2 separate regions of the Homo sapiens genome follow, and region 1 is linked to region 2. Evidence: read pairs that join two places in POLR2A ChIA-PET (ENCODE). Cell type or tissue: MCF 10A. All regions are shown on one strand. Each heading gives the region's core, and the rest is flanking DNA. Links, peaks and the distances in the headings are about the cores only. Region 1 has its middle 23 kb from the start of DUSP1. Region 2 overlaps ERGIC1 (endoplasmic reticulum-golgi intermediate compartment 1).

The links. Peaks named below come from ENCODE experiments on the same cell type or tissue, not always from the same donor. Only the 100,000 strongest peaks of a DNase experiment are listed, where the experiment ranks them.
Region 1: POLR2A ChIA-PET joins it to region 2 with 5 read pairs; 8 of 35 experiments call an interaction of 5 or more read pairs at or near these places.

Annotation. Positions count from the first base shown.
Region 1 is chr5:172,789,252-172,799,563 of GRCh38, forward strand. No RefSeq gene overlaps it. Among named protein-coding and RNA genes, the nearest start is that of DUSP1, 23 kb to the left of the region's middle. In MCF 10A, for the core only: no CTCF peak of the experiment used is centred there; DNase peaks (open chromatin) are centred at 5,040 and 6,340.
Region 2 is chr5:172,882,850-172,893,161 of GRCh38, forward strand. It overlaps ERGIC1 (endoplasmic reticulum-golgi intermediate compartment 1), which reads left to right. Exons shown (of 10, transcript NM_001031711.3): 2 at 5,850-5,911. Among named protein-coding and RNA genes, the nearest start is that of MIR10523, 27 kb to the right of the region's middle. In MCF 10A, for the core only: no CTCF peak of the experiment used is centred there; a DNase peak (open chromatin) is centred at 4,302.

The sequences.
Region 1 (10,312 bases), core at 3,351-8,350, 92 kb before region 2:
GGTCGTGGAGACAAGTCATTCTAGTGACCTCACACTGACATAGCCACCAGGCCCCGCCTCTGGGTGTTTCAGAGAAAACTCCAGGCAGCGGTAGGAGAACGCTCCAAGGGCTGTGTTATCTAGGGTAAAAGCCACATGACACTCTGTGAGGGCCAGCTCAGGGTCCTTGGGCTGCTGATAGGGACACCAAGGCTAGGCTCAGGGTCCCTTGGTGCTGGTCCTAAGCCACACAAGCTCCTGAATTTTAGGACCCTGAAATTCATGGCATCCTGAGGCCCGGCTCCACTCTGGCACCGTCCTGGGACTCTGCCTCAGGCTCTCCTGGCTAGACACAGAGCAGAAGCCAGGTAACTCTACAGCCTAAGGAAGACCCCCAGGAAACCTGAAGCATGGGGAAGCGCTAGGAAATCCCTGCTCCAGCCCTAAGCCTGTTGGAGCAGGGTCCTAGCAACTGCTTCCCCAACCAGAAGCATAGCACCTGCCAGGCCAGGAACTTAAGAGAAATGAAGGCCTCCCCTAATCCCAGGGAGGCAATACTATTATTTCTCCTGTTTACAGACAAGAACCCTGGGGCTGAGAGCCATTTGGTCACGTGACCAGGGCCTTCCCTGCAGAATGGGCAGAGCCAAGTCCCCTGACCCCAAAGTGCAGGCCTCACAGTGCTTTCAGAGTGCCTGAATGGTGGAGGGGGCTGAGGGCTTTCTTCCCAGCCCTGGTCATCTCGCCCCAGGCCTCAGCTGTGGGCATCTACCCAGGAAGGCCAGGAGAGGCAGGCCTGAAGAAGAATCTGGAAGGAGGAGGTCCACCATGGGGCATCAAATACTTCATTTGTATGCTGAGCCAAGCTGGGCTGGAGGCCGGGGGCCCCTCGAGGGCAAGCCTCTGGGCCGGGAGCCAGGCTGACCTCTGCCCACTGAGGCCAGGATGAGTATGTCCTTTTCTGCCTCCCTCTTTCTTAGAAGTACTCTCAGCCCAGTACTTCCTGAGATTTCTGCTGCAGTGCCAAGCAGCCTGCTTAACCCCTCACCTCCCACTCCTTCCGAGGCGACTCAGAACCCAGAGGGGAAGGGTCAGAGGTGTACAGGTGCCCAGGGGTTCCAGGGAAAGAGAGCATGCATCCGGGACCCTGGAGGGCTCTGTTTCAGCTTCACCTCTTAGCCTATGCCTTAAATGGACCACTTCACCCCTCAGAGCCTCTTCAGCTTCAAATGGAGTTTGGCGATGACAACAGCCTGGTAAAGCATGCTTGCAGATGGAACGAAGACAGACCTAGATGGGACACCAAGCACCTTCTCTGGGCCAGGCACTGGCATTACTGATTGACGTGCATTTCCTATTCATTCCTTGCAATCACCCAGTGAGGTAGAAATTAGTATTTCTGCCATTTTTTCATTTTCATGGGACTAAAGCACAGAGAGGGAAGGTAATTGTCCAGGGTCACGCAGCTGGCAGGTGGTAGAGCGGGGGGTAGCTGAGTAGAGGCAAAAAGAAGTCTCATTTGGCCTCTGATGAGTATTCTCAGCACTTTAGGGGCTTCTGGTAGACTGTGGCTCATGCAGGGGTCAGGCCTGGCCCATTCACTGTGCATCCCAGCACCAACACCTAGCAGGATGCCTGGTGCAGAGTCGGTACTCTGAATGGCAAGAGAGCAGCAGTGCAGACATAGGAAGGAAATTCCCTGGGCTCTGGAGTGAGGACTCCCCTCCATCCCCCACCCCCACTGTTTGCCAGCTCTCTCACTTCTCCACTCTGTTACTGCTTGATTGCTTCTGCCTCTTGGAACCTCTGTCTCCTCATCTGTAAAATACAATCATAATAATAGTACCACAAAGGGGATTATGAAGGTTCAAGGGTAAGAGGTGCATATAAAGTCCCCTCACACCTGCGACGCTTGATAAATGGTACCTGCCATTACTAATTGGAAATGGGGAGCTGTCTGCAAAGGGACTTTGAAGAGCAGACCCAGTGTCTTGGGAGATGTTTTGCTGCTATTGAACTTCCTGAGTTCACAGACAGAAGGAGAACTTTCCCAGGTCAGGACGGAGGTGTGAGGGCCTCAGCTCAGAGGAGGGACTCAGGGATATTTGATATCACCTTGTGAGCCAGCATGTGATGGGGCCAACCAAGGATGTGAGACACAGCCTGAGACTCGGGTGGGGCCAGCCTGGGAGCAGGCTGCCTGCTCTGGCCCAGAAGAACCCGCTGAGGGCTGCCAGCTGGATTCTCAGACCAGAGCCTAAGGCTGATGCCAGCCAGGTCGGGGGCCTCAGGCGGGTCCTACCCCCACTGCCTTGGCCAGCTCAAAGAGCCTGCCAGGACCACCCCCACCCACACCCAGCTTCTTCATTCTGATAGGGAAAAGCAAGGCCCAGTGAGGGGCAGGGACTGGCCAAGGTGCCCAGCAGGCACTCGGCAGGGACCAGGATGCCCAGCTCTTGACCCCAGCCATGCCCCTCACTTGGCTGGGCACTCCAACTGAGGCCACCCTGCCCACCTCCAGTGCCCAAGAGGGGACAGACTGTGGACAGGTTGATTTCTGCCCCATGATCACCAGCACCAAGCTGATCTTCCCTGGTTCAGGCCCTGGCATGTGGTAGGGCTTGGAAATACCCGCTGCGCAAGTGAGACCCTACTTGGTGCTGGGCACAGGGGTAGGACCCTTGGAGCCTCACGGGGCTGCCCACCAGGAGACCGTGAGGTCACAGAGGTGGAAACCATGTGAATCGGTGAGGAGGGTGACACAGGCGTGATTTATTAGGGTAGCAGATTTATTAGGGTAGCAGGCTGATGTGGAGGGTCACAGGCTTTGGGCCACACTGTCCAGGTTTAAATCCCAGCTCTACCAGGGACCAACTGTGGGGCCTTGGGAAAGTGCCTTAGCCTCTCTGTGCTTCAGTTTGCTGGGTCCTGGAGTGCTGACCCCTTAGGGTTGCCATGAGGATTAGTGAGATATATGCACTTGGCATGGCCCGGAGTACAGTCAGCACTCACCCAATGGTGGCCATTGTTGCCCTCCACCATCGTTGTCTCCAAGCCATGCACATGCCTGTATATGCATGTGGGGTCCCAGAGAGCTGCACTGCTTCCAAAGAGGAGCTGTCACCGTGACTCACTGGAGCAGAGCTTTCTAAACGGTGTCAGCTCTTCCCTGCTGCTGCTGGTTTTTACATTTTTATTTATTTATTTATTAGACAGGGCCTTGCTCTTGTCACCAAGGCTGGAGTGCAGTGGCAATCCTAGCTCACTCCATCCTTAAACTTCTCGGCTCAAGCAATCCTCCTGTCTCAGCCTCCCAAGTAGCTGGGACTACAGGTGTGCACCACCATGCCTGGCTAATTTTTTTGGTTTTTTTTTGGTCTTTTGCACAGACAGGTTCTCACTATGTTGCCCAGGATGATCCTGGCCTCAAGCAATCCTCCCATCTTGGGCTCCCAAAGTGCTGGGATTACAGGCATAAGCCATTGCATCTGGCCTCTGCTGCTACTGCTAATTCCCTCTGGATCTTTCCAGATGACTCCAGTCCGTCTGAAGCCCCTTCATTCCTGCCCTGGGCTGTCACCCAGCAATTCCTGGGGGTGGGGGCACTGAGGCCCATGAGCGTCCTTACTCTAAATGGCCCCAGAGTGCTGGGTGAAGTGGGGTCAGCCAAGAGCCCTGGGCAGTGGAGCAGGGCTTCTATCCTGGCTCTGCCTGTGGTTTGTGGCAGCCTCAGGCTGGGCATCTCTCCCCTTGGGGCCTCCACATTCTCGTGGTAAGGTAGCAGATGATCTAAAATAAGATTGTGATCTCCACTGCCTCTTTGATGGCACAGACTCCGTTATTCTATTTTTGCGTCTTCTGTTAGTAGCATCGTTGTCCTCAACAGTAGCGAGCATTTATTGAACACCTGTTTTATGCCAGAGACTAAACTTGGTGGTTTGTATCATGGTAGCTATCAGTTACTGCATGCTCGGATCCACCAGCCATAAGCGCGTGGCAGGAGCGTCTCATTCAATCATCACAGATCCCTTCTGGGGAGGAATTATGATCATCCCAACCATAAGGATGAGCAAAGCAGGTTCCACATGATGAGATGCCCTCATTCTGCCAATTTGGACGTAATCACCAAACCATGCCCAAATCCCACTGCTCTGTGAAGGAGGAATTTTCATCTCCCATTCATTGATTAAAGAAAAACCAAAACCCGCTGCCCAGAGAGGGGAAGTGACTCAGCCCTCATCCCACTGTTTGAGATGGTGGCCTCTGAGGACATTCTGCCTCTACTCTCTATCTTCTTTGATGCCAATGGTCTCAGCTGAGGCTTCAAAGAAATGTGACCTGGGCTTTGTGACTCCCAGTTCCTCCTCAGAATTCCTGTTCAGTTACTCTGGGCCTACAGTGGACTCCAGGTAACTAAGGGTCTAGCCTTTGGCCAGAGGTCTGACCTCCAGATAAACTTGAGCTCTAGGGAAGAAAGGCACAGACCATGGAAGGTCACACCGTCTCCACTGCTCCTTCCTCCCTGAAGCTCAAGCAGGGGCTTCTTCCCACCTGGGCCACCTGCTCCGTGATGCACCCACGTTATCTTCTTTGTGGCCTGTGACAATTTCCTGGCTCGGGATGAGGAGCTTCATTTTGCAGATGAGGAAATTGAGGTCGAATGGTTTATCCAAGCAGGGAATCATTCGGTGGTGCCCCAGGCAAATAATATTATCAAGGACGCTTTTTAAAATTCCAGCAGACTGGAGAGGGTGGGTTGTTTTTCCACTTTTGGGTAAGGATTTTGGACTTCAGCCTGCAGGCCCTGCCTCCAGCCAGGCAGAGGAAAAGGTCGCATGAGAGACGCAGCTCTGGTTCAAAGGTCCCTCACGGAGAAGCCTTTTCCTTCCAGCAGCCGCCACGGAAGGCCGACTTACTTGCTCTTTTCAGGCCTCTATTATACTTGCCTTTTACCCCTAAGAGCAAAGAAAAGAGGAAGCTGCTGTTTGCTTTCTGGAGGCCCAGGCAAAGTGAAAATAGGAGCACCCATGAGAAAGATGGTGACTCATTCCCTGACGGAGGGACCAGGCCAGCTAGAGCAGAGGGGCCTTGGGAAGACCTGGGCTTTTGTTCCTTTTGGGACCAAAATGAATCACTGATCTCATTAAGTCACACCGGCCAGTCCCGAACTTTCCCGGGTAGAACCACTGCAAGCATCAAATCTTAGGTGAGGCCCCATCAATGGTCATGAACAGGAGCAAAAAGGTTGAGCTTCTCCTCATTCAAAAGGCCAGAAAAGACCTTGTTCTCCTTGGAGCAAAGTGGTAACTGGACCCAGAAGAGGAAGGTCAGGCACGATGCCTCGAACAAGGCCGGTCAGCAAGGTGGTAGCCCCCTACCTAGGCACACTAGTGCTTTGGGACGCCATACAACACACCCACTCATTTGCCCATGGATTCAGACAGGGAGTCAGCAAGCATTGACAGGACATCCAGCTGGTGCCAGGTGTTCTACATGCCATCTCTTCTCCAGACCCTGCATAAGAGGAAGAGGAGCCTCATTCCACAGACAAGAAAACAAAGGTGGCTGGGCGCAGTGACTCACCCCTGTAATCCCAGCACTTTGGAAGGCCAAGGTGGGCTTATCACCTGAGGTCAGGAGTTCGAGACCAGCCTGGCCAACATGGTGAAACCCTGTCTCTACTAAAAATACAAAATTAGCAGGGCATGGTGGTAGGCACCTGTAATCCCAGCTACTTGGGAGGCCAAGGCAGGAGAATCGCTTGAACCCAAGAGGTGGAGGTTGCAGTGAGCTGAGACTGCACCATTGCACTCCAGCCTGGGCAAAAAGAGCAAAACTACCCCCTCAAAAAAAAAAAAAAAAAAAAAGAAAGAAAGAAAAGGAAAGAAAAAAGAAAAGAAGAAAAGAAAAAAAAGAAAAGAAAAGAAAACCAAAGCACTGGCCTGGCTCACACAGCCAGGAATCCATCCCAGAGCTGGCTGACCCCGAACCTTTCTTCTTTTGATGTTTTCTCTACAGAGACCTACTCTTCATCAGCAGGCACTGAAGGCACATTTCACACATCATCATCTGTGTTTGTCTAGGAGAGCCTAGAAAGTCAGAGATTTTTCTCGACAAAGCAGCCTGGGTTATTTCAGAGGAGGAACCTGCTGCATGGAGAAGCAGAAACTTGGGCCCATCCTCCAAGGCTTCAGCATTCCAGAGGCCAGATGTGTGAGCCTGACGTCACCCACCAAGTCGTGGCCCCATTCCAGGCTGCGCTCCGATGGATTGCGACCCCTGTTCCTCCATGCTGTCTCCTCCTCCCTTTCCTTGGCGTGAAGGAGACTGAGTGGTGCTGGCAGCCACTCCCCAGCATCTGGCGGAACATTCTGCCCCATAGTTGAGCTCTTTTCACTCCCTAGCTTCCCCTAGGGATGGCTGGTGACTCATATTTCCATTTTCAATGTGGGGCCAGGAGCCTGATCTTTCCATGACCACCAGGACTGGCTATATAGCGTCGGAATCAAGGACATGAGCTATGACATCAGATAGGCCTGAGTTCAAATCCTTCTCGACTGCTTGTTGGCTGTGTGATTTCGGTCAACTAACTCACCCTCTCTGAGCCTCTCTTTCCCCATTTGGAAATGCAGGCCACAATGATCCACTCTGATGTCTTCCTTCTTGCAAAAGTCCCTTCCCTTTTGCCTGAAGCTCTGAAAAATGAACCGTTCCCTCTATCAGCTTTCTCTTTTAAATATTTACCTTTCACAAGCCGAGGAAAGAGGAAGCTGATATTAGATTTTTTGAAATAGAATAGTAATATTTATATGCCATTTACTGTGTGTAAAGGATCTATTATCAGGTGTTATTATTCACCCCATTTTATAGGTGAGGAAACTGAGGCCCAGAGAAGTAAAGTAACTTGCCCGAACCAGTAAGTGGCATGGCTGAAATTCACACCTAGGCTGTCTGTCTTCAGAGCGCATGCTCTTAATCCCGATATAGAGAAATGCAAACGAGATGAAATGGGGAAGGCCTTGGCACAGTGCTGGGCCCACAGTGAACTCCAAGTAAGTGTTTGCTGCTAGTACTATTACTACTATTACTTCATCAGCATGTCAGAGTCTCATCCTTGCACGCGAGAAGAAGCAGGGCAGGGATCCCTGCCCTTCTGGCCAAATCCAGCAGTCAAGATGCTCTTGAGTTAAAAAGGGCCAATCGCTCACCCCAAATGTGGGGGTCCCTTGCATGCCAATGGAATGTTCTTGTCACGTGGCCTGCCAAGGGGGGATGCTCTCCCTTGTCCTTAGGGTGGAAACAGGAGAGGCCCCATAGATGTCAGCAGATTGTCAGGTGACCGTCCAGCCCAGGCAGCTTGGCTCCAAGAGGCCAGGTTTAACCACTGGGCTCTCTGCTTCCCCGAGAGACCACTCCTATCAAAAGGTGAAGCTTGTGATTTGGGCCCTAAAACCAAAAAGCCAATGAGATGCTGGTAACAGAAGCCCTACCAGAGACAAAGTATCCCTTCGTGGTTACATGTGAAAGGCTGGGCACAGGAGTATCAGGAAAACACAAACACAAAGAAAGCAGGGCTAGCAATATGGATGGCAGACAAGACAGAATTTGAGGAGAAAAGCATGAAATTGAAGGATAAGGGGACCTCTTTGTCTCCATGTGCCACCTCCAACTGGCCTCTCATTTTTATTATCCTTCCTAGACCTCTTCCACCTCATCCAGTTCTTCTGTGGCCCCTTGGTGGCCAAGGCCCGCCCTCTTCATGCCCCACGAGAGATGAGCCAGCCTCCAGGTCTCCCACTGCTGCTTGGTTTCCTTTCTCAGGGGCCTTTGGGAGGTTGAGTTTTTTGTTTTTTTTTTTTTTTTTTGAGACGGAGTCTTGCTCTGTCACCCAGGCTGGAGTACAGTGGTGCCATCTTGGCTCACCGCAACCTCCACCTCCCGGGTTCAAGCAATTCTCCCGCCTCAGCCTCCCGAGTAGCTGGACTACAGGCGTGCACCACCATGCCTGGCTAATTTTTGTATTTTTAGTAGAGATGGGGTTTCACCATGTTGGCCAGGCTGGACTCGAACTCCTGACCTTGTGATCCGCCCACCTCAGCTTCCCAAAGTGCTGGGATTACAGGCGTGAGCCACCGTGCCCAGACGAGGTTGAGATCTTTACTGCTTGGTCTTCTTTGACCAGACATGGCTATTATCCCCTCTCTCCCCCAGTTTCCAAGGTTCCAACTCTGCCTGTTTTCAGGGCACTAGGGAGCTTGCCTCCCAGAAGGAGTGAGAGCGAGGGTGGACACCCAAAGGCCCTCTGCCTGGCTGGTTGCTCACACAGCTGTCTTTGAGTGAAGCGTCTGGCCCACAGTAGACATCCATAAATGTGTGTTGCCTAAACTCAACTGAACCCTTAGTCTATAAATTCTGTTACTTTAACTTGAAAAAAGTGATGAGGAGGTCTTATCTGACAGTATTCATCCTGAGCTATAGAGATCATTCTAGAAAATTTCCTACCGAATGTTTTCAGCTAGAAAATAAGCTCACTGGAAGCCCCCAAGCCCATGCCTGTCCCTTACTTCCTTCATTCAATGAGCATTGATCAAGATTGCTACCCAGCACTTGATGTTGTAAGAAATGCAAAACTGTGTAAGGCTTCAAGCTGCTAACACTATAGAAAGGACAGGAAGTCCTCCAGCCATGGGTCGATGTCTATGGAACATCAGCTATTTGCTCCCAGATATTGATTACTTACAGTGCAACAGGAAACAGAACACTTCGTGGAGCTCATAGTCTCCAGCGGGGGTTGACAGACATCAAAACCAAAATCACAGCCCCAAGCGCAATCATCCCAAGCCCCCATCACAGTACCAGGCACCCCATGCAAACAGCTGCCTTTCAAGACACTCGCTTCAGAGTTGGGCTCAGCTGGCTAGCACCTCAGCTGCATCACTTACTTTGTGTGACCTTGAGCAAAAGGTATAAACTCCCTGAGGCTTAGTTTCATTTTCTGTAAAATGTAAATAATAATCACTTTCTTCCTGGGGTCATGATAAAAATGAAAAGCAATGACCCAAGTAGCTGGCATATCATTATTATTATTATTATTATCATTATGATAATGACCATGACAATATAATAAATACCAGATGAATGGCACAGAAATGGGAGAGGGAGGGAATACTTCTTCCTGGAGAGAGGATGGTATGAGGATAATTTTCGGGAGAAGGTGGGTGTTGGTGCTGAGCCCTAAAGGAGGGGTTGGATTTCTATACAAGGAAGTGGCGAAGAGTGAATCAGTTCAAAAGTAGAAAAATGAATGATTCAGAAGGTCATTAAAATAAAACAAATAAAGAATCTAAACCAAATGACTGGGTTCCTTAAAAATAGGACATTGCATTGCCAAGCTAAGAAGCATTAGTCAGGCGGAGGAGGTGGCTACTGGGAAATTTCACCCAGTTCAGCATTATTGAGAAGTTGTGGGTTCCTGAAGCCTTCAGTGGGCGTTGTGCAATCCTGAGGGGTTAAGGTAACCCAAACCCTGGTCCAGGGAGTGAAAGGGAACTGTATAGGTTGGGGTCAATATTAGAAAAAAGCTCCTTGAAAAGCACAGTGGTCTCCACGGAAAGTGGTTAAGTGTGTTGGAGGAGTCTGGGGCGGTTCTACGGGCCAGGGGGCATCTGTCCGGGGAGCCATGACAGAGAACATCTGGAAGGCAGGGACTGTGCAGCCCGGGGTCTGGGTCTGACCCATTCATTCTCCCTGCAGTGTCTTGCAGTCTCTCCTTGCTTCTCTGCGCACTCTTCTGCGACAGGCACACTCCACCTTCCCTGTCCAACGGGTGGGGCTTGGTAGACGGGGCTCAAACCCCAGCTCTGCCACTCACTTGCTGTGTGATATTGGGCAAGTCACCTCACCTCTCTGTGCCTTCATTTTCCATCCATAAGAAGGGTGATCATAATAGGATTATGGTGAGAAATAAATGAAACACGCCTGACACACATAGGTCAGAAAATGTTAGTTCCAGCACCTTCTGTTCTCCTCCTTGTCCTGGCCTCATCCTCTCCTTCTCTACCTATTCTGATGATTTCTTGCTGGAGGTGACCATGGATTCTATTAGGCAAATAATTGAACACCTCCTGTGTGGTGTCCTGCCAGACAATGACAAATGTCATTGATTCATTTGTGTCATTCCACTTACATTAACAAATAACTATAACAGGATGAGCATTGTTCTTAGAATGAAAACAAAAATATGATACACAGACAAAGGGACGAGGGGCATACAGAGATGGAAAGGAAGTGGCCAGGGACTGGGAAGGGAGGAGCCAACATCTGCAGTGCCCCT
Region 2 (10,312 bases), core at 2,054-7,053:
ATTCAGCACCTCAAATTCAGGTGCCTACAAGGACCAGCCATATGTGAAGACAACAGGCTAAGTGGGGTGGTGGTGATGATGATGATGATGATTACTATTAGAGATGGTGGTCTCACTCTTTTGCTCAGGCTGGAGTACAGTGGAGTCGTCATAGCTCACTGTAGCCTCAATCTTCTGGTCTCAAGTGATTCTCCCACCTCAGCCTCCTGAGTAACTGGGATTATAGGCATGCTCTAAGTGTGATTAAGTGGCATCTCTGTCTTTCATGTTTTTTTAAATTTCCATTTGAAATACTTTTTTAACTTTTTGTTTTGAAATAATTTCAGACTTTTCCGCCAAACTGCAAAAATAGTACAGAGTTCCTGTATGCCCTTTACCCAAGCATCCCCAGATGTTAACATCTTACATAATCACAATACCATGATTAAGAGCAGGAAAATCCATTAGACAGTGCTGCCGGCCAATCTGCAGATCGTACTCAACTTTCTTCAGGTGTCCCCTGATGGCCTTTTTCTGATCCAGGATCTCATTGGATTTAGTTGTCATGTCTCTTTAGTCTCCTTCAATCTGTGACAGTTTCCCCATCTTTTCTTGTGCTTTATGACCTGAGTGCTCTTGACAAATGCCAGCCAGTTTTTGTTTTGTTTTGTTTTGTTTTTTTGTAGACTGCCCCTCACTTTGGATTTGTTTGATGTTCTCTCATTGTTAGATTGAAGCTGTACCTTTTAGGCAGGATCCCCCAGAAGTGGTGCTGTGCCCTCCTCAGTGCGGCATATCAGGAGGCACAGGGTGCCGATGTGTCTCCATGCTTCCGGTGCCCACTGTCTTCACCTGGTTAAGATGATGCCTGGGCCAGGCACAGTGGCTCATGCCTGTAATCCCAATACTTTGGGAGGCCGAGGCGGGCAGATCGCTTGAGCCCTGTAGTTGAAGACCAGCCTGGGCAACATGGCAAAACCCCATCCCTACAAAAAAATTAAAAAATTAGCCAGGCATGATGGTGCATCCCTGTAGTCCCAGCTACTCGGGAGGCTGAGGTGGGAGGATCGCCTGAGCCTTGGGAGGTTGAGGCTGCAGTGAGTCATCACATCACTGCACTCCAGCCTGGGTCACAGTGAGACCCTGTCCCTCCAGCCCCCATCAAAAAGACGATGTCTGCCAAATTTCTCCACTGCACAGTTACTCTTTCCATTTTGTAATTAATAAGCGTTTTCTGGGGGAAGTGCTTTGAAGGTATGTCAATATCCTGTCTTTATCAAAGTTTTGATTTGTTCATTTCTTTATTTCTATGTATGTTTTATCCTTTCTGTTTTATCCAATGGCTTATAATCTGTGATGATTGTTATTTATTTTGATGCTCACATTGTCTATTCTTCGGCCAGTGGGAACCCCAAGTTTTTTTTTTTTTTTTTTTTTTTTTTAAAGACAGGGCCTCACCCTGTAGCCCAGGCTGGAGTGCAAGGCTCACCATAGCATTAAACTCCTGGATTCAAATGATCCTCCCACCTCAGCCTCTTGAGTAGCTAGGACTATAGGCACACACCACCACGCCCAACTTTTGTTGTTGTTTTTTGTTGTTGTTGTTTGTAGAGATGAGGTCTTGTTATGTTGCCCAGGCTTTTCTTGAACTCCTGGCCTCAAGCGATCCCCCCACCTGGGCCTCCCAAACTGCTGGAATTACAAGCATGAGCCACTGACTGTGTCTGGCCTCTTCTTGTCCTTTTGACATGTCCTTTTCATTCTTTGAACACTTTCTTGGTTTCTGACATAAGAAGGTGCTCCAGGCCCATCTTGTATTTTTCCTGCCCAGCCTAGAATCAGCCATTCCAAGGAGCTCTGACTGCTTTAAGTAGAGAATAGTGATTAGAAGCCAAGGTTTGGGTGCTCGTTACACTCACTGCTATTGGGCTGTTGCTGTTGCTGGATCTTCTCTATGGAAAGAGCTAGGAAATGTATGTATATATGATACGTATATATACATGTGCATATTTCAGTGTTTGGGTATATTGAAAATGATTAATTCATACTGATATTTCCATTACCACTATAATACCATGTTTTCACCTCCCTTCCCTGACAGTGAGGCACCTGGCCCCACTATCCTTGTACATGTACATGTTTGACCAGTCTCTCTGTATGTAACAATCTCCTATCTCTCTCTTCCTCACCCTGACTGAACTTAGACACTCTGCCCCGAGCCACTGCTGCCTCCTCACCCAGAGCAGCCTCTGACTTCCAGTTTTGAAACAATGGTTCTTATATTTTTTATTTTTTAATTTTTATTTTATGTATATTTTTGAGATAGGGTCTCACTGTGTGACCCAGGCTGGAGTACATTGGCACCATCTTAGCTCACTGCAGCCTCAACCTCCCAGGCTCAAGTGATCCTCCCACCTCAGCCTCCTGACTAGCTGGGACTACAGGCGCACACCACCATGCCCAGCTAATTTTGTTCATTTTTTTTTGTGGAGATGAGGTCTCTCTATGCTGCCCAGGCTGGTCGCAAACTCCTATTCTCAAGCAGTCCTCCCACCTCAGCCTCCCAAAGTGCTGGGATTACAGGCAAGAGCCATCGTGTACAGCAGTTTCTGTATTTTTTTAAACTGCGAGGCCCAGTTTCTGCTTGTCGGTCCCTGATGGTGACCTGGACAAAAGCTGGGCTGTTAGCCACCTGGGGTATCGAGCCCCAGGACACGGCTGTCATGCTTTAATCTGCATGGGAACTTTTAGATCCCCTGTGCACCCCCTCATTTCATACTCAGAGAAGCTGAGGCCCAGCAAGGGCCAGGGATTTTCTGAAGGTCTAACACGAAGTTGGGGTGGAGTGAGGACGAGACCCCTCCCGCTGCAGCCCTTTCCTGCTGCTCATTTCTCCAGTCTTAGGAGAACCCACATGCCCTCCCCACTGGCCCAGGCTGGCCTTCCTATGACACGAGGCGGACCACATCCTCTTCCAGCTCCGCAAGGCCTCTCCGCTCAAATGGTCACCGCCTAGGCCCCAGGCCTCATGTCATCTGCAGACGCGTCTCATTTGTCCTGTAGAGTGTTGGCCCAGCATTTGAGAATGGTGAACTTCCATGTAAAATTCCACATTTTTGGCTTCTCTTGGACACTCAGAAGGTCTGGCCTCCTGAGCCCGCATCTCTACCTGGCAGGTGTCAGCTGGGGCTCGGTGATGGCCGCCTGCTGGTTTGTTTTCTCTCCATTCCCTCTCCCCACCCCTACCTCCCAAATTTGCTGACCTCTCACAGTCTCCCACAGTAGACCGCCCGCCGGCCCCCATCGACACTTGGTGTGAGACTCCCTAGCCACAGCCTGGCCCTCAGGACCCTCTCCTCCAGCCCCGCCCCAGTTTTCCGTCCTCCTCTCCCTGCACATCGGGCTGTACCCTGTGCCGGAGAGAGGACAGCGCCCAGCTTCCCAGATTCGGTCCTACTCTGTCTTTGCTTCTGCTCCTCTCCTTGCCTGGGCTGCTCTTTCCCTCCACCCATCCATCTTCTCCCCCTCCTGCTCTGTGCACACATCACCCCCTGTAGGAAGCTTCACCGAGGACCCCAGGCCAAGTCAGGTACCCCCTCCTGAGTTAATCCAGCACCTCGTGATGAGGATGCCACTACCTTCTCCTTCCCTTTCTTTGCCTCTACCGCTAAACTACAAACTCACTGGGCCAAGGGTTGATTTTTATCTCCTTGCCTAAGGGCCTAAAAGAGGGGGTGTGTTAGTAGGCACTGCGTAAATGTTTGTCAAACAAGCGTTAATAATAATAGTAACCACAAATATCCACGTGGCATTTCTGGGGTGCCAGGCTCTGCCTAAGTACTTTATATGTGCTCAGTCATTTGAGCCTCACCACCATGCTGTGAGATAGTTACTGTTGTTGCCCCCACTTTATAGACAAAGAAACTGAGGCACAGAGAGGTTAAGTGACGGTCCCAGGGTGGTACAGTAGTGGTCATAGTTGAGCCCAGGCATCTGATTCCACAGCACATGCTCTTACCTCTCACACACCTCTCAGTGTTAAAGCGGCCCCCACTTTCTGACTAAGGGATATGAGTAAATATGGACAGGTGAGTTGCAGAGACCCCCAACCTCCCGACCACACCCCAGCCCCAGCTTCTAGTACCCTCAGGGGCACAAGCACAGGTGACTGGGAGCTAAGCAGGCGGCAGAGAAAGTGGTACCTTTGAACTTGGCAGCCCGCAGGAATTTTTCTCCCCTGAGGTCTTAGGAAACTGAGCATGTTTCACGTGTAATTAGGGTGAGCACACTGATTCAAGCATCGGCCCTTACGCAAGGTTTCCAAGGCATTGCGTCGGGTTTAGCTGGGCATACTCTTGTTTCCCAATCACCAAAGAGGAACCGCACACCAGCCTGTCACCCCCAAGGGCTGGAGCCGCCGGCCTCTCCAGCAAGTCAAGTTCTGTCTGAGAGCTGGGATGCCGTGTGGACTAAGGAGGGTTCTGTCGATCAAACTCTGCTGTGGGAGAACTGTCTGCTACGCAGGTTCAAGTGAAGGAAACGAAGCCAAGTGTGTGGGGAGCCTCCCCTGCGAGCTCTCTGCGTCACATCCTTTACAGACACTTCTTTCCCTCACTCCTTTCCGTGGCCTCACAGGGTCTAGTACTAATGGTCCCATTTTTACAAAGGAGGAAACAGGCTCCGAGAGGTGAAGTCGTTTGCTGAAGGTCACATGGTGAACGAGAGGACCAGCCGAGATTTGAACCAGGGTAGTCTGATTCCAGGGTCTTAACTCTTAAATAGCTGAAGCAGAGCCAGAATTAAACCTGTGTCTGTCTGATTTCCAAAACCCTGAATTCTCCCACTACACCACACGATTTCCCTGTGCTCTGGTGGGATCCATAGGAAAGAAAGACATCTGTCTGCTTCTGTGAGGGAAAGAAATCACACAAGACAGGAACCAGAGCCATCACCAGCTGATGCTAAGACCGTGGGCTCCTGGCAGGACTTTCTGTTAACCTCATGCCTTAGCATTCTTAAGAAGAGTCTCCATGAGGCAGACAGCAGGAGCTGGGGGGTGCAGCCGGAGTGGAAACAGGAGGAGGCAGGAAAGGGAAGAGGGGGAGGAGAGGTGACGTGGAGCAAGAATGCAGCATCGTCACATAACTCGAGCAGGGCTGTGCGTTTCCTTGCTTCCTCTAGCGTCAGAGTCACCCCCGATTCAGGGGTTCCATACATTCCATAATTATCCAGTGCCTACTCTGCACCAGGCCCATGCTAGGGTTTGGGAACGTGGCAGGGAACAAAACCTAACTAGGCCCCTGCTCTCGCAGAAGTTACACTCTGATGGAAGACCCACCGATGAGTGGGAGGGTCATCTGGTGGTTCACGCCTGTAATCCCAGCACTTTGGGAGGCCAAGGTGGGCAGATCGGTTGAGCTTAGGAGTTCGAGACCAGCCTGGGCAACATGGCAAAACCCCGTCTCTACCAAAAATACAAAAATTAGCCAGGCATGGTGGCACATGCCCGTAGTCCCAGCTACTTGGGAGGCTGAGACACGAGACTCACTTGAACCTGGGAGGCAGAGGTTGCAGTGAGCCAAGATTGCACAACTGCACTCCAGCCTGGGTGACAGAGCGAGACCCTGTTTAAAAAAAAAAAAGAAATGTTATGAAGAAGAGATGACAAGGGGATGTGATCTAAGGGTGTTGTGGGGAGCAGGGGTTCCATCAGAGAAGCATCTTGGAGAAAGTGTCCTGAAAGAGCAGAAAAACTGTGGGAAGAACCATGGTTTGTTGAACCATGTGTCACACAAGCCAGCACCACTGCCTGCTGCCTTGAGACCCACCCTTTGTGCCCACCTCACTCCTGTTCCATTTGCTCTCCACAGGTTTGACATCTACAGGAAGGTGCCCAAGGACCTTACGCAGCCAACGTACACCGGGGCCATTAGTGAGTAGCCAACCTCTGGCCATGCCCTCTGCCCCATCTCCACTGCCTGTGCCTGCTCTCTCTGTGCAGATCATCTGGGCCAGGGAGGAAAGAAGGAAAGACAGGAGGGAGGAAAGAAATGCTGAGCATCTTGCGGGGGCCCTTCAAGCATTTCCTCACTTACTCTCTATCCTCACTGTAACCCCTCAAGGCACAGGCACCATCTGGAAGGACATGAAAGAAATTGTCAAGAGTAGCTGCCAGGCTGGGCGCGGTGGCTCACGCCTGTAATCCCAACACTTTGGGAGGCCAAGGCGGGTGGATCAATTGACATCAGGAGTTCGAGACCAGGCTGACCAACATGCTGAAACCCCGTCTCTATTAAAAATACAAAATTAGCCAGGCATGGTGGTACATGCCTGTAGTCCCATCTACTCGGGAGGCTGAGGCAGGAGAATCGCTTGAAACAGGGAGGTGGAGGTTGCAGTGAGCCGAGATCACACCATTGCACTTCAGCCTGGGCAACAAGAGCGAGACTCCATCTAAAAAAAAACAGTAGCTGCCCCTGGGAGAGGAATTGGGCCCAGGGGTAGGAAGGAGATTTACTTTTCTCTTTATACCTTAAAAATGATTTGAGTTTTCCACCAAAGCATGTTTTTATCCATTAAAAAAAAAAATCACAATCTCATCCAGACTTTGGGTTCTAAAGACCATTCTTCAATAAAAGGAACCATGGCTCCTTGGAGAAATGGCTGATTTCAGGGCTAGGCAGGGTAAAGATAGAGGAGCCTGGAGTGCCTGGTGTCAGCAGGACCTAGGAGCCAACTTGAAAGTCAGCCTGCAGCAGTTTGAGTAATAAAATAAATAATGACATTATTGGCTTAGAAGCCAGAGAATTAAGAAAGAGTTCTGTGGGTCCTAATTGATATCAATAAATGGGGGAGAAGAGACAAATCCATTCAGAAGAATTCCAAATAATATACAGGCTGAGTATCTCTTATCCAAAATGCTTAGGACAAGTGTCTCAGATTTTGGATATCAGATTTTAGAATATTTGCATTATACTTATCAGTTGAGCATCCCACATCCAAAAACCTGAAATCCAAAATGCTTCAGTGAGCATTTCCTTTGAGCAACATGTTGGCACTGAAAACGTTTCAAATTTTGGAGCACTTAGGATTTTGGGTTTTCAGATTTGGGATACTCAACGTGTATGTAGCTATTCTCCCATCCAGGTGGTGGAGTTTAATTCCCCTCTCTTGAGTGTGGACTTAGTAACTCTATTTCAAAGAATAGAGAATGGGAAGGAAAAATAAGGCCTTTACTGAGGAAATATGGCAAGTGCCAGTGAGGAACCAAGTGAGAAAGGTTGGCATGACCAGTGATAAGCCACGTGCATATCGTGAGCCCCTGATAGGATGCATGGAGGCATCTTGCCTCCATGGGATCGTACCAAAAAACCACAGTTCAGTCTAATCATAGGAAAACTCACAATCCCAGGTCAGGGGACATTCTATAGGATACTTGGCCAGTACTCTTCAAACATGGCAAGGCCTTGAAAAACACAAAAGACCGAGGAACTGTCACTGATAAGAGACTAAGGACCCAGGATGAAAATGCAAAGTGGACTCCCAGATCAGTTCCTGGAACAGAAATCTGGAGTTTGTGGGAAAACTGGTGAAGCCCAAATAAAGTCCGTAGCCAAGTTCATGGTACTGTACTAATGTTCAATTCTTCATTTTGACAAATGTAAGATGCTAACATAACGGGAAGCCCAGTGAAGGGCGTATGGGAACTGTCTGTACTACCTTTGCATCTATGATTATTCTACAGTAAAAAGTTTTAAAAACAAACCAAAGCCACCTTGCAAACAGGGGATGCTTTCGCCTCATTTTCCCAATGAGAAAATGAGCTGAGAGAGGTGAGCTGAAATTTCACAGCTCACAGAAGATGGAGCCACGACTCATACTCAGGTGGGCCTCCTTGCACCCCACAAGCCCCCCTAGTGCCTGGTGTGGGAGAGGGAACTGCCCCCCTGATGGTCCCAGCCCTGCTGCCTGAGCAGGGTCCTGGGCCGGGCAGTCGGTCATATTGGAGTCCACTTCTCCCAGGTCAGGCCATTCTCAGTTGGGGGAGGACCTTGGGGATCCGGCTGGGCTTGTTGAAGCTGCAAGATGCCTTTGAGAGCCCTGAGGAAGGGACAGCACAGCCCCGTGGCAGGATGCATGTCACACAGGCTCTGTGTTCGGGCAGAGCAAGGTTCATCCTCCCATTTAGCAGCAGTGTGACTGAGCAAGTCACTCCCCTCTCTGAGCCTCAGTTTCCTGATCTGGGGATTAAATGTGTCCCGGGATGTGTCTTGTGCAGGGCACGTACTAACCCCTCAGTGCATGGATGACTCTCCTTTTCTTCTCACTGTCCTCCCGGAGCCTGCAACACATGAGGGCCTGTGGCCTGAGAAGCTGTGCAGCTTTGTGCCTTGACTCCCGAGGAAAGGATATGGAGGGGACCATGAGAGGAAAGAGCCTTGGTAGTTTATGAACCTGATCCAAAAAAATCAAATGAGGCTTCCTGCCCCATTCCTACCGTCCACCAGTGGCTCCATCCTCTTCCCTCTTCTCCATCTCTGCAGTCTCTCCCTTGTCTGGTATGTTTAACAGTCAGGTGTGTATTTTTCTAGAGTTTTAAAAAATATATTTAGGCTGTTTTTTTTTTTTGAGATGGAGTCTCGCTCTGTCCCCCAGGCTGGAGTACAGTGGTGGGATCTCGGTTCACTGCAACTTCTGCCTCCCGGGTTCAAGCAATTCTTGTGCCTCAGCCTCCCCGAGTAGCTGGGACTACGGATGCCCACCACCATGCCAAGCTAATTTTTGTATTTTTAGTAGAGACGAGGCTTCACCATGTTGGCCAGGCTGGTCTCGAACTCCTGACCTCAAGTGATCCGCCTGCCTCGGCCTCCCAAAGTGCTGGGATTCCAGGCATGAGCCACTGCACCTGGCCTATTTAGGCTTTGATATACCTATATCACTGTTTGAAACACAAAAGGGAGCATACTCTGCACACTGTTCTTCCCCTGCCTTTCTTCTGCTGATACATCCTGGGCACCTTTCCTGCCAGCGGATAAACAGCCACCACATTCTTCTTTCCAGCTGTGTCACATTCTGTTATCTGGCTGACCTACGGGGCCTGTGGCCAGCCCCTGAGGGTAGACATTCCCCATTCTGGTTTGTTGGAGATCCTTGTCCATATCTTTTTGTATCCTTGTACAGTTATTTCTGTAAGGTAACTTCCCTAGAAGAGGAATTACTGGGTTAAAGAGTATGTTTTTTTTTTTTTTTTTTTTTTTTGAAACTTACAAGGTCCTGCCAAAGGGCCCTCCAGGGACATGGTCTGATAGACAGTTTCAGCCACAGCACAGGAGACAGCAAATTTCCTTACACAAGAGGAAAGGCGTGAGGCATAGGAAGCCAGCCCTTAGCTACCATTTAGTGAATAAATATTTATTAACCAGGTCCTTGGGCCAGGCGCCATGCCAAGCCCTGGGACTGTGCTGATGAACGGGGCTTCCATCTTTGTCCTTGAGGAGCACACGACTGGGCAGGGCGGGCTGACTTGGACACACACCATTTCATTACTTTGTGATGGGTGCTATTAATAACTGAAGGAAAGATCAGGGCATTGGAGACTTACAGCTCAGGGTTTAAATGTTGCCTCCTCCACTTACGTGACTGTGTGACCTTGGACAAATTCCTTGACCTCTCGGAGCCTTGGGTCTCAGGTCCAGTGCCCCCTTTGGCTGGCCGTACCAGGTTTCCTACCATCAAGCCTTCTCCTGGGGTCACATTCCTACTGTCCGATGCCTGAGTCAGTTTCAGAAGAAGTCTGGAGTTAGAGAGCCTTAGAGTCTTGCCCAAACATGGACTGAAAAACCTTCATCAAGCCTTCAGTATCAGAAGGCCTTTCTGGTTGAAATAGTTTTTACCTCCTGTTGTGTTTTTTATTCATTCATTCAATAAATATTTATTTTATACCTTCTCTGAGCCAGGCACTGTGCTAGTCTCTGAGGCCACAGTGGCATTGTGACCTGGTCTCTGTCCTCCTCCTCTATCTGGGGTAAGGGTAACACACGCCATGAATGCGTGTGATCGGGACCTTTGGACCACTTGAGTCTCTGCCGAGTAGACTTGGCACTTATTGTGTCCACCTGCTGGGCTGACCAGGCTTAGTCCGAGCCTTGAAAAAGCACACAGATTTCAGGAGGCCTTTCCATCCCATCCCCCCAGCTCTGGTGCTCTGGTGTGGATAGAATTAGAACCCTGGGACACACGTCTACAAGCATGAACACGGAAAGTAGCTAGGAGACCTGAACCCATCCAAGTTAGCACTGACCTTCATGAACACATCCTGTTTTGTTTCGTTTTT